Regions from separate parts of the Homo sapiens genome. Here region 2 is linked to region 1. A link is a contact called in ENCODE POLR2A ChIA-PET data. All regions are on one chromosome and are shown on one strand. Each heading gives the region's core, a stretch centred on a gene start or an enhancer-like site at or near the end of the contact. The rest is flanking DNA. Distances are from core to core; before and after follow the strand shown.

Region 1 (5,960 bases), core at 1,839-4,338:
CTCTCTCTCTCTCTCTTTTTTTTTTTTTTTTTTTGAGATGGAGTCTCACTCTGTCGCCCAGGCTGGAGTGCAGTGGCGCGATCTCGGCTCACTGCAACCTCTGCCTCCGGGTTCAAGCGATTCTTCCACCTCAGCCTCCCAAGTAGGTGGGACTACAGGTGCCAGCCACCATGCCTGGCTAATTTTCGTATATTTAGTAGAGACAGGGGTTTCAGTATGTTGGCGAGGCTGGTCTCAAACTCCCGACCTCGTGATTGACCTGCCTTGGCCTCCCAAACTGCTGGGATTACAGGCGTGAGCCACCACGTCTGGCGGCATTTTACTCTCTTTTATAAGTAGAATCATATTGGTCCTTTTGTGACTGGCTTATTTCACAAAGCATAATGCCTCAAGTTTTATCCGTGTTGTAGCATGTGTTAGAATTTCCTCCCTTTTAAAGACTGAATCATATTCCACTGTATGGCTATACCATATTTTGTTTATCCATTCATTCAACAGTGAACACTAGGTTGTTCCACCTTTTGGCTATTGTGAGTAATGTTGCTATGAGCCTGGATGTACATCTATTTGTTACCCTGCTTTCACCTCTTTTGGGTCCCAGAAATAGAATTCCTGGACTATATGGTAATTGTGTGTTTAATTTTTGGAGAAATCACCATACTGTTTTCCATAGTGGCTGTACCATTTTACATTCCCACCAGCAATGCACAAAAGTTCTAATTTCTCCGCATCCTCGCCAACACTTATTTTGTTTTGTTTTTTTTTTTAAATAGCCATCTTACTGGGTATGAAGTAGTAGCTCATTGCGGTTGATTCAAATTTCCCTGACAATTAGTGATTGAATATCCTTCATGTACTTATTGGCCATTATATGTCTTCTGTGGAGAAATGTCCATGTCAGTCCTTGGTTCATTTTCAAATTGGGTTGCCTGTTTTGTTGTTGTTGCTGAGGTGCAGGAATCCTTTATATATCCTGGATATTAATCCTGTATCAGATATAGGGCTTTTGCACATATTTTCTCCTATTCTGTGGGTTGGCTTTCCACTCTGTTTATACTGGCCTTTGAGGCACAAAAGTCTGATGAAGTACAATTTATCTATATTTTTTCTTTTGCTGCCTGTACTTTTGGTGTCATATTCATAATTTGGGTTTTAAAAACGATTTTTTTTTTTCGGCAGGGCGTGGTGGCTCACGCCTGTAATCCCAGCTCTTTGTGAGGCTGATGCCTGCGGATCGCTTGAGGTACGGTTTGCGAGCAGCCTGGCCACCATGGTGAAACCCCGTCTCTACTAAAAATACAAAAATTAGCTGGGCTTGGTGGCCCACCCCTGTAGTCCCAGCTACTTGGGAGGCTGAGGTGGGAGAATTGCTTGAATTCAGGAGGCAGAGGTTGTAGTGAGCCAAGATTGTGCCTGGGCGACAGAGTGAGATTCCGTCTCAAAAAAAAAAAAAAAAAAAAAGAAAGAAAGAAAAAAAAGAAAGCCGGGCGCGGTGGCTCACGCCTGTAACCCCAACACTTTGGGAGGCAGAGGTGGGCGGATCACGAGGTCAGGAGTTCGAGACCAGCCTGGCCAACATAGTGAAACCCCGTCTCTACTAAAAACACAAAAAAATTAGCTGGGCCTGGTGGCACACGCATGTAATCCCAGCTACTCGGGAGGCCGAGGCAGGAGAATCGCTTGAACCCGGGAGGTGGAGGTTGCAGTGAGCCGAGGTCACGCCATTGGTTAGTAAACTCCGGGCTGAAAATTCATATCCTAAGCTCCCTTCAGGGATCCCCATTTGCCCTGAAAGACAAGGCTGGTGCCCCAGTGAGATCTGAAACATGCTCCAGGACCAGGACCCTGTAGTTTCATCAACTGCAGACAGTGCGGGGGAAAAAGCATTTCGGTCTTTTCATTTGTTCGTCATGTTCAAGGTGCCCCCTTATGTTAAAAAATTAAAAAAAAAAAAAAAGAAAGAAAAAAGAAATCTCCTGGAACGGAGAATCTATGAAATGTTTCAATATGTATTCATTTTGGGGCACTACCTTTTACTAGAGCAAAGAATCCCCTACTTAGAGGGAACCAATGGATTGGTTACACCGTGTTACCAAGTCCTCAGGAGGGCAAACTGAAAAGCTGCAAGCACTGCCCGGCCAGTGTTCGATTGCTTTTGGTGGACTAGTGCGTCTGAGTAGCCATCTGTAATGTCAACATGTGGCAGAAAGTTTCTCCGCACCTCCCTCGCCCCAGCTCCACTCACCACTTAGTGTATGTTTTAAAGCAATAAAGCGATGGGTCTGCTTAGAGGGGGTTCTAAAGAGAAAGATAAACACGGGCTTTATTAAGTATACAGCAGGGCAATGTGACGGGCGACCACGAAGGGAACTCAGGGAGCCTCTCAGCAGCCCGGCCTCCTTTCGTAACAAAACTGGAGTCAACCCGATCATTTTAGGGGCGCTGGGTGGAAGGCTGGCTTTTCCAGCCAAGGCAGGATGTGCTGGCTTTTTCTCTGGAGGTGTCCAAGAGCGCAGAGAGAGTGTCTAATGGTGACTTCGGATTCTGGCCACTCGGGCTCTCCCTGGGTGACAGAGAGAGTGTTCCCTGCTGCTTGGTCTCCTTCAGGCGTCAACCAGCGCACGCACTTGGAAACTCTGAACCCGGAGGACGTTCTGTACCTCTCCATGCCCCAGAGCCGTTTGGGGAAGGGCCCACCTTACCCCCCGCCACCCCCGGGGCACAGCAGCTCCCCATCCTCTCGCCCAACACTTGCTAGGTAGTTTGGGGTGTAGAAGCGACCCCAGCAGCAGCGGCACCTTAGGTGCTCGCCGAAGGTGAACGCTGGACCGCCCCGGGAAGGGCTTTGCTCCCGACTTCATCCCGACGCTGGTGCAACGGGAAAAAGAGAGAGCCCGCGCGAGTGGGGCCAGGGCGCGCAGGAGAGGGCGGGCGAGAAAGTGCCCGGCGAGGGCAGGCGCGGGCCGAGGGCGGGGCGGGCGCGGGAGGGCGCGAGAGGGGCGTGGGCGCGGCCGCTCGCTCGGCCGGGTCGGGCCAGGGGGAGGGGCGCTGGGAGAGCGAGAGCGGCGCGCGCGGCAGCCCCGAGGCAGCAGAGCGCGGAGCCGGGAGCGCGGGGAGCGCGGGCCGGCGGCGGCGAGGGAGGACGGGGGCGCAGACGGCCGGCGCGCGGCGCGGCTACCATGGGCGTGCGGTGAGCAGCCGCTCGGGACGACTTCCTCGGCTGCGCGGCGCTCGCGCGGAGCTCCCCGGCCGGCGGTGCGTCCCCACGGTCACCATGAAAGGTAGGGCGGCGGCAGCTCCGCGGGGCTCTGGGCGGGGGGAACGGGCTTCGGGGCGCGCGGGAGGCCACGGAGGTGCCTCCCGCGCGAACCTTCCCTTGGGCTGCGGGCCCGGGGAGTCGGGGCTGCCAGGGCGCCGGGTTCGTGCGCGGACACTGGGGGCGCACCCGGCTCCCGGGTCAGGCGCGGCTGGAGACCTCGAGGTTGGGGTTTTGAAGCGCGCAAGTATTCCCCTCCCCATCGCGTCTTTGCAAGTAGTTTGAAGCCCTAAGTCGTTGTTTACGGATTCCCGTTTCCAACTTTTTAATTGAAAAAACCTGCCGAGGAGAGTGGAGGCATCGCCATCCCTCCCGGTCGCTTTTCCACGCCGCAGCGCTCCCCACGCTCGCCCAGTCCTCTCTCCTCCCGCCTCTAGCCGTTTCCCGGCCCGAGCGGTCCCCGCGCTGGCGGCCGGGTGTTTTCTCCGGGACTGGGGATGTTCTCCGTGCGCCCTCGCCACATCTGGCAATGATTAGGTGCCCGAGGAGTTCAGCTGGCTCGGGAAGTGCATTTGGCATCTTTCTCCATCAGATTCACCGACTGGAAAATAGTTGCCCTCGGTTCCGCGTCCCTTCCACGTGCCCGCCTTGGGGTGTGCCCACTGGTGTTTTGGGGTGACACACCTCAGCTGGTTAGTCGCCCCCTGCGCGGTGTCCTCTGCAGGCCGGTTTATGGAAGTGTCAGATGTTATCGTACTTTAGAAAGAAGCACGAGAAGGACTGCAGGGCAGCCTTCTGTTTAGTGGAAACACGGAGATTTGTCAGCGGAATCCTGATTTATGTATGAGATAAGTAACCGCAGCGGAGGCATCAAAGAGTCGTTCAGGAATGGGCCCGCGTGGTGTTTACACAAGGCTTCGTGTGAGAGTTGCTGGTTCTGTGCTAGGATAACACAGCCCTGCGTGGGTGCGAAATGCCATCTGACCGCGGTCACCCCGCTTCCAGCCGCCACAGACCTGGCGATGCAATCGCTTTGACTTCTAGGGTTGCCGTCCGAGGGAGGCGCCCGGGAAGCCCCAAGGCGCTTGGAAAGTAACTTTTGGCTCTGGAAAGTTTTTTTTCTGAAGGGCAGCTCCCGCGGAACTAACCGGAGCGATGATATCCTACCAATTCACTCCCTTTCCAAGGGCGTTAGGTGTCCACGTCGGGAGACCTCGGGAAGGGAGGTGACTGATGGCCAGGTGAAAAGTGGTCTGCCCCAGGGAAAAAGAAACAAAAGACACGATACAACTGCCTACCTAGAGAATTTCAAAATGCAGTGGCTTGCTTTCCTTCTGTCTCCATCTCAGTTTCTCTTCCCTCATTTACATTCTAGGAAATACACACATTCCTTAGCTGGCTCTGATTGAGGAGACTCCCTAGAAAGGAAAGAATTTCACATGGCTAAAAGTTATCTGGGGCTCAGTTATCATTTTAGCCAGAAGTGAATCTTCTCTGCTGGTCATTAAGACCAGTGGTTTTTAAAACTTGGGAAGATTAACCACCTACCCACTCCATCAGCTCCCACGTGGGTTCTTAAACCCTGAAACTTTTGTTATGCTTTTTACTGGGTAAAGGACCGCTATTGCACTTGAGACACTTTTCCACTTTACATTTGCACTGGAAAACATACCCAGAAGTCCTAAACACATTTTTGGAGAGATTTATGCTGCATTCTGGACCAGATGGTGGCCTACCCGCTGTGGTCTAGCGCTGCCCAGAAGCCCCATACACTTTCCGCCCCAGTCGGGGAGGTTGATGGAGGGACGGACTGGTGAATCCCCGGGTAGACTAATCATTTTGAAGCCCTCTTTTAAAAACGAAAATATTCCAGCGGGGCGCGGTGGCTCACACCTGTAATCCCAGCACTTTGGGAGGCCGAGGTGGGCAAGATCACTCGAAGTCAGGAGTTCGAGACCAGCCTGGCCAACATTGTGAAATCCTGTCTTTACTAAAAATACAAAAAATTAGCTGGGCGTGGTGGCAGGCACCTGTAATCCCAGCTACTTGAGAGGCTGAGGCAGGAGAATCACTTGAACCCAGGAGATGGAGGTTGCAGTGAGCCGAGATCGAGCCATTGCACTCCAGCCTGGGTGACAAGAGCGAGACTCCGTCTAAAAAAAAAAAAAAGAAAAAAAATATTCCATGAGAGTTTTGCCTACCAATTATTACCACGTAATCTGTATTTATTACATTTGTCTGAGTGGTGGGGTGGGGACGGGAGGGGCAGTAATAATTTTTTAGTACCTACTAAGTGCCAGCCACTGTACTATATACACTACAAACACATTGCAATTAATCCTCTCAACAGCCCTGAGAGTAGACATTTCAATCCTAACAGTATAGGTATGAAAACTGAGTCTAGAAGAAATAGGAACTGGCAACTAGGAGGATAGAGTAGGCATCTAAAGACAAGCCTTGTCAGTTACCCCGTGTGGCTTGGAAGGCCCTAAGACACCAAATAGATAACCTCTGGTGAAGATGACTGGAAAAAAAAGTGAATCTGAGACAACTAACTAGCCAAGTAACCCACAATTGGTGCTGTATCCAGGAAGAGGTGGAGCCAACCAGTTGCATGTGAGGCTTTGGAAGCCTAGACAAAAACGGAAAGCTGCTTTTACCAAGTGGAATTGTTTTGACCATTTGCCATAGGGAACCAACTAAA
Region 2 (5,960 bases), core at 2,585-5,084, 34 kb before region 1:
GCTGAAAAAAATGTATATTCTGTTGATTTGGGGTGGAGAGTTCTGTAGATGTCTATTAGGTCCGCTTGGTGCAGAGCTGAGTTCAATTCCTGGGTATCCTTGTTGACTTTCTGTCTCGTTGATCTGTCTAATGTTGACAGTGGGGTGTTAAAGTCTCCCATTATTAATGTGTGGGAGTCTAAGTCTCTTTGTAGGTCACTCAGGACTTGCTTTATGAATCTGGGTGCTCCTGTATTGGGTGCATAAATATTTAGGATAGTTAGCTCCTCTTGTTGAATTGATCCCTTTACCATTATGTAATGGCCTTCTTTGTCTCTTTTGATCTTTGTTGGTTTAAAGTCTGTTTTATCAGAGACTAGGATTGCAACCCCTGCCTTTTTTTGTTTTCCATTGGCTTGGTAGATCTTCCTCCATCCTTTTATTTTGAGCCTATGTGTGTCTCTGCACGTGAGATGGGTTTCCTGAATACAGCACACTGATGGGTCTTTACTCTTTATCCAACTTGCCAGTCTGTGTCTTTTAACTGCAGAATTTAGTCCATTTATATTTAAAGTTAATATTGTTATGTGTGAATTTGATCCTGTCATTATGATGTTAGCTGGTGATTTTGCTCATTAGTTGATGCAGTTTCTTCCTAGTCTTGATGGTCTTTACATTTTGGCATGATTTTGCAGTGGCTGGTACCGGTTGTTCCTTTCCATATTTAGCGCTTCCTTCAGGAGCTCTTTTAGGGCAGGCCTGGTGGTGACAAAATCTCTCAGCATTTGCTTGTCTATAAAGTATTTTATTTCTCCTTCACTTATGAAGCTTAGTTTGGCTGGATATGAAATTCTGGGTTGAAAATTCTTTTCTTTATGAATGTTGAATATTGGCCCCCACTCTCTTCTGGCTTGTAGGGTTTCTGCCGAGAGATCCGCTGTTAGTCTGATGGGCTTTCCTTTGAGGGTAACCCGACCTTTCTCTCTGGCTGCCCTTAACATTTTTTCCTTCATTTCAACTTTAAATCTGACAATTATGTGTCTTGGAGTTGCTCTTCTCGAGGAGTATCTTTGTGGCGTTCTCTGTATTTCCTGAATCTGAACGTTGGCCTGCCTTGCTAGATTGGGGAAGTTCTCCTGGATAATATTCTGCAGAGTGTTTTCCAACTTGGTTCCATTCTCCACATCACTTTCAGGTGCACCAATCAGACGTAGATTTGGTCTTTTCACATAGTCCCATATTTCTTGGAGGCTTTGCTCATTTCTTTTTATTCTTTTTTCTCTAAACTTCCCTTCTCGCTTCATTTCATTCATTTCATCTTCCATCGCTGATACCCTTTCTTCCAGTTGATCGCATCGGCTCCTGAGGCTTCTGCATTCTTCACGTAGTTCTCGAGCCTTGGTTTTCAGCTCCATCAGCTCCTTTAAGCACTTCTCTGTATTGGTTATTCTAGTTATACATTCTTCTAAATTTTTTTCAAAGTTTTCAACTTCTTTGCCTTTGGTTTGAATGTCCTCCCGTAGCTCAGAGTAATTTGATCGTCTGAAGCCTTCTTCTCTCAGCTCGTCAAAATCATTCTCCATCCAGCTTTGTTCCGTTGCTGGTGAGGAACTGCGTTCCTTTGGAGGAGGAGAGGCGCTCTGTGTTTTAGAGTTTCCAGTTTTTCTGTTCTGTTTTTTCCCCATCTTTGTGGTTTTATCTACTTTTGGTCTTTGATGATGGTGATGTACAGATGGTTTTTCAGTGTGGATGTCCTTTCTGGTTGTTAGTTTTCCTTCTAACAGACAGGACCCTCAGCTGCAGATCTGTTGGAATACCCTGCCGTGTGAGGTGTCAGTGTGCCCCTGCTGGGGGGTGCCTCCCAGTTAGGCTGCTCAGGGGTCAGGGGTCAGGCACCCACTTGAGGAGGCAGTCTGCCCATTCTCAGATCTCCAGCTGCGTGCTGGGAGAACCACTGCTCTCTTCAAAGCTGTCAGACAGGGACACTTAAGTCTGCAGAGGTTACTGCTGTCTTTTTGTTTGTCTGTGCCCTGCCCCCAGAGGTGGAGCCTACAGAGGCAGGCAGGCCTCCTTGAGCTGTGGTGGGCTGCACCCAGTTGGAGCTTCCCAGCTGCTTTGTTTACCTAATCAAGCCTGGGCAATGGCGGGCGCCCCTCCCCCAGCCTCGTTGCCGCCTTGCAGTTTGATCTCAGACTGCTGTGCTAGCAATCAGCGAGACTCCGTGGGCGTGGGACCCTCCGAGCCAGGTGTGGGATATAGTCTCGTGGTGCGCCGTTTTTTAAGCCGGTCTGAAAAGCGCAATATTCGGGTGGGAGTGACCCGATTTTCCAGGTGCGTCCGTCACCCCTTTCTTTGACTCGGAAAGGGAACTCCCTGACCCCTTGCGCTTCCCGAGTGAGGCAATGCCTCGCCCTGCTTCGGCTCGTGCACGGTGCGCGCACCCACTGACCTGCGCCCACTGTCTGGCACTCCCTAGTGAGATGAACCGCGTACCTCAGATGGAAATGCAGAAATCACCGTCTTCTGCGTCGCTCACGCTGGGAGCTGTAGACCGGAGCTGTTCCTATTCGGCCATCTTGGCTCCTCCTCTGTTTGTTTGTTTTTTTGAGACAGAGTCTTGCTCTGTCACCCAGGCTGGAGTGCAGTGGTATGACCTCTGCTCACTGCAACCTCCACCCCCCAGGTTCAAGCAATTCTCCTGCCTCAGCCTCCCGAGTAGCTGGGATTACAGGCACATGCCACCATGCTTGGCTAATTTTTGTATTCTTAGTAGAGACGGGGTTTCACCATGTTGTCCAGGCTGGTCTCAAACTCTTGACCTTTTGATCCACCCCATGCCTCGGCCTCCCAAAGTGCTGGGATTACAGGTGTGAGCCACTGCACCCAGCCCTGTAACTAGGTTATTTATAGTAACTTCTCAAAATTACTTTTAGAAAGCTTGAGAGACAAGTTTCTTTCACTATAAATGAAAATTAAAACGTTTATAAGGTTGTTCCTAAGGAAGATGTTTAAAACTTTTTTCTAAAACATGAATAAAACGTCAGGGATTCTCAACCTGGGCAACATAGTGAGACCCTATCTCTACAAAAACTAAAAATGAAAATAAAAATTAGCCGGGAGTGGTGGCACATGCATGTAGTCCTAGCTACGCAGGAGGCTGAGGCGGGAGGATTGCTTGAGCTTGGGAGGTCGAGGCTGCAATGAGCCATGAAGGCACCACTGCACTCCAGCCTTGGCGACAGAGTGAGACTCTATCTTTTAAAATAACAAAAAACAGGCCAGGCATGGTGGCTCATGTCTGTAATCCCAGCACTTTGGGAGGCTGAGGTGGGTGGATCACCTGAGGTCAGGAGTTCGAGACCAGCCTGGCCAACATGGCAAAACCCTGTCTCTACTAAAAATTCAAAAATTAGCCGGACATGGTGGTGGGTACCTGTAATCCCAGCTACTCAGGAGGCTGAGGCAGGAGAATCACTTGAACCTGGGAGGCAAAGGTTGCAGTGAGCCAAGATTGCGCCATTGCACTCCAGCCTGGGCAACAAGAGTGAAACTTCGTCTCAAAAGGAAAAGAAAAAAAAAAAAAACAGGGAGTCATTTAAATTTCAGTTGGCCAATTATAAAATTTTTCTTCTAATTATTCGCTTTTGGACAATCTTTATGGATAAAAGAAAGTTATTAGGAATACTAAAGCTAATGGAACTAGTAATAGATAACATGCCTGGTGTATACATTAACAATCATTTAATGTTAATATTGTTAAGATTTTTATTAGTTATCTTTAAGTCTTTAGTAACAAGGAACTGAGTTGCCGGTAACTAATCTCATGACTGGATGGGACCCAAAACAAATAAAAGGTAAAAATAAGCAAGCCAACACAAGAGACGAAATGCTCTTGTATAATTCCCAGTAAGTCTCAACCTCAGGCTCTTCTAAAGCAGGAAAGAAGTTGAGTTACTTCCCTCTCACATAACCCTGTGTTCTTTTCTCAATTTTGGAAAATAAGTGGCTTCAATCATTCACTTTAAGTTAAATGTGCTCATCCCTTCAGTAAATGTTTATCTTGGACTCCAAGGAACAGATTGCTGAAGTAGGTGCCAGGTGAGCAGAGAGGGGACCAGCTTCATCCTTGCCTTTGGGCAGCTCATTCTCCAGGAGGGAAGACTGAAACGTACACTAGCACCTCATCCACCAGATTGCGAGCTTTAACCGAGATATAAGTGTCTTTTTTTTTTTTCTGAGAGAAGGTCTGGCTTTGTTACCCAGGCTGCAGTGCAGTGGCACGATTATAGCTCAGTGCAGCCTCAACCTCCCAAACTCAAACAATCCTCCCACCTCAGCCTCCTAAGTAGCTGGGACTACGGCATGTGCCACCACGCCCAGCTTGAATCTGTCTTAGGCCATCTTTGCCTAGCACATGACTAGCACAGTGGACATAACTCAGTGTTCAATAAACATTCCATAACTGACTAATTAAATAAATGCATGCTCATGAGTGGGGTACTAATCAGCTTCTCTTTTTCTCATAAATAAGAGCTCCCTTTAGACAGCACCAATCAAAATATTGAACAAACAGCTTTCCGGGGAAAAGGTGTTTTGGAGGAAACCATACAGGTCTATATGTCAGCCTACATCAATCTGATCTTCTATACTCCAACTTTTTCATATTGTCTTCAAATAGGAAAGGAGTCATAACTAATGACTTAGATGTTACTGAGGTTTTCTGTTAGTAACATAAAAAATCTGAGACAACCTTAATTCAACAACTCAGGATTGGCTACAGACAATACAGGGCACACCTACGGTGGAATCCTATGCACCTACTACAAATCCCATTATGGAAATAGATTTGTGGGTGTGGAAACATTTATGATATGTATAGCACTAAGTGGAAAAAACGCATGTTACAACCTAGGTCTCCTAACAGCTTTGAGTATCATTTGAATGCTATCACAATTGTGGATCTCAAGGAATCATGGACTCTGACAGATATTTCATGTCTTTGTTGGTGTTCCTGCCCTAGACTGCAACTGCTCGCTCTATCCTGAGTTTCAGGATGAGATTGATGATAAAACAGATGAAATACTTAGGCCCTAAAGACAGAGTACTAAATTTAAGAGGAGACTTTGGGTGAATGTATCCAGACTGGCCATGATGCTTCCAGGCTGAGCCAGGAAGCACCATCTGAGCAAATAGACTCTCCCAGAATCATTTTATGGCATTAACTTCACACTTAGGAGTTTATTACTTGAACCAGATCATTTCTGTTGCCATGCATAAATTTGTGTGTGCACCTTTGACCCTAAAATACAAGTGTGAGCATGCAATGGAAGACAGCAGTTGGCCCAAGACTCCAGAGTTCAAGCCCTGCCTCTGCCACTTAATAGACAGGTGGCCCAATGGAAGACACTCACTTTCTTAGCCTTATTGTTTGTATAAGTAATAATAGGAGTCATACATAGCCAGCTGGCCTAATGCCTAGGCTGAGTCCCATATGGGAAAGTGTGCTTCTACAGTGCAGACTTTATACATGTCTAAGGTGTTACTGTCATCAGATGGTGGTGGAGAATGTCTGGGTATTGGGAGCCCTGGTTTTAATTCCTACTTTAGTTGTATATCAACTGGAGACAATCACAAAAGCTCCTCAGGCCTGTTGACTCAATGGTCAAACGCAGAGATTTGCGTAGGGATTTGCTAGATATACTTCTGATATGAAAATTCTATTATGTTGGAAAATAATCTCTGATGTTTCACTCTTGTTTTTAGTTTTCTCATATAATAAAAGATTGAGTCTTGGATTTGGCTTTATGGAACTATATGTGAGCGTGCTTATGCAGAGGGGTTACTGGGGAGGAGGAGAGAGGAGAAGGGGAAATGGTCAAGAGGAAGGGGAGAGGAAATTGGAAAGAGGAAGAGGGATAAGATGTTACAACAGGCATTGTAGATTGGGAAAACAGACCACCTGGAACTGAAGGCCCCTGATT

What was found. ChIA-PET counts read pairs that join two places held with the same protein, here RNA polymerase II (POLR2A).
Region 2: POLR2A ChIA-PET joins it to region 1 with 10 read pairs in H1. The contact joins the enhancer-like site here to the promoter of COLEC12 in region 1. POLR2A ChIA-PET finds 5 or more read pairs at or near these places in 5 of 52 experiments (BJ, GM12878, H1 and 2 more).

Annotation. Positions count from the first base shown.
Region 1 is chr18:497,829-503,788 of GRCh38, reverse strand. COLEC12 (collectin subfamily member 12) reads left to right here and starts at 3,088. Exons shown (of 10, transcript NM_130386.3): 1 at 3,088-3,281. The coding sequence starts at 3,275.
Region 2 is chr18:532,310-538,269 of GRCh38, reverse strand. No RefSeq gene overlaps it. Among named protein-coding and RNA genes, the nearest start is that of LINC01925, 20 kb to the right of the region's middle. RefSeq lists an enhancer at 1,676-2,329. Within about 2 kb of position 3,834, at least 2 of the 41 ENCODE cell types and tissues checked have a DNase peak (open chromatin) inside an H3K27ac peak, as active enhancers do.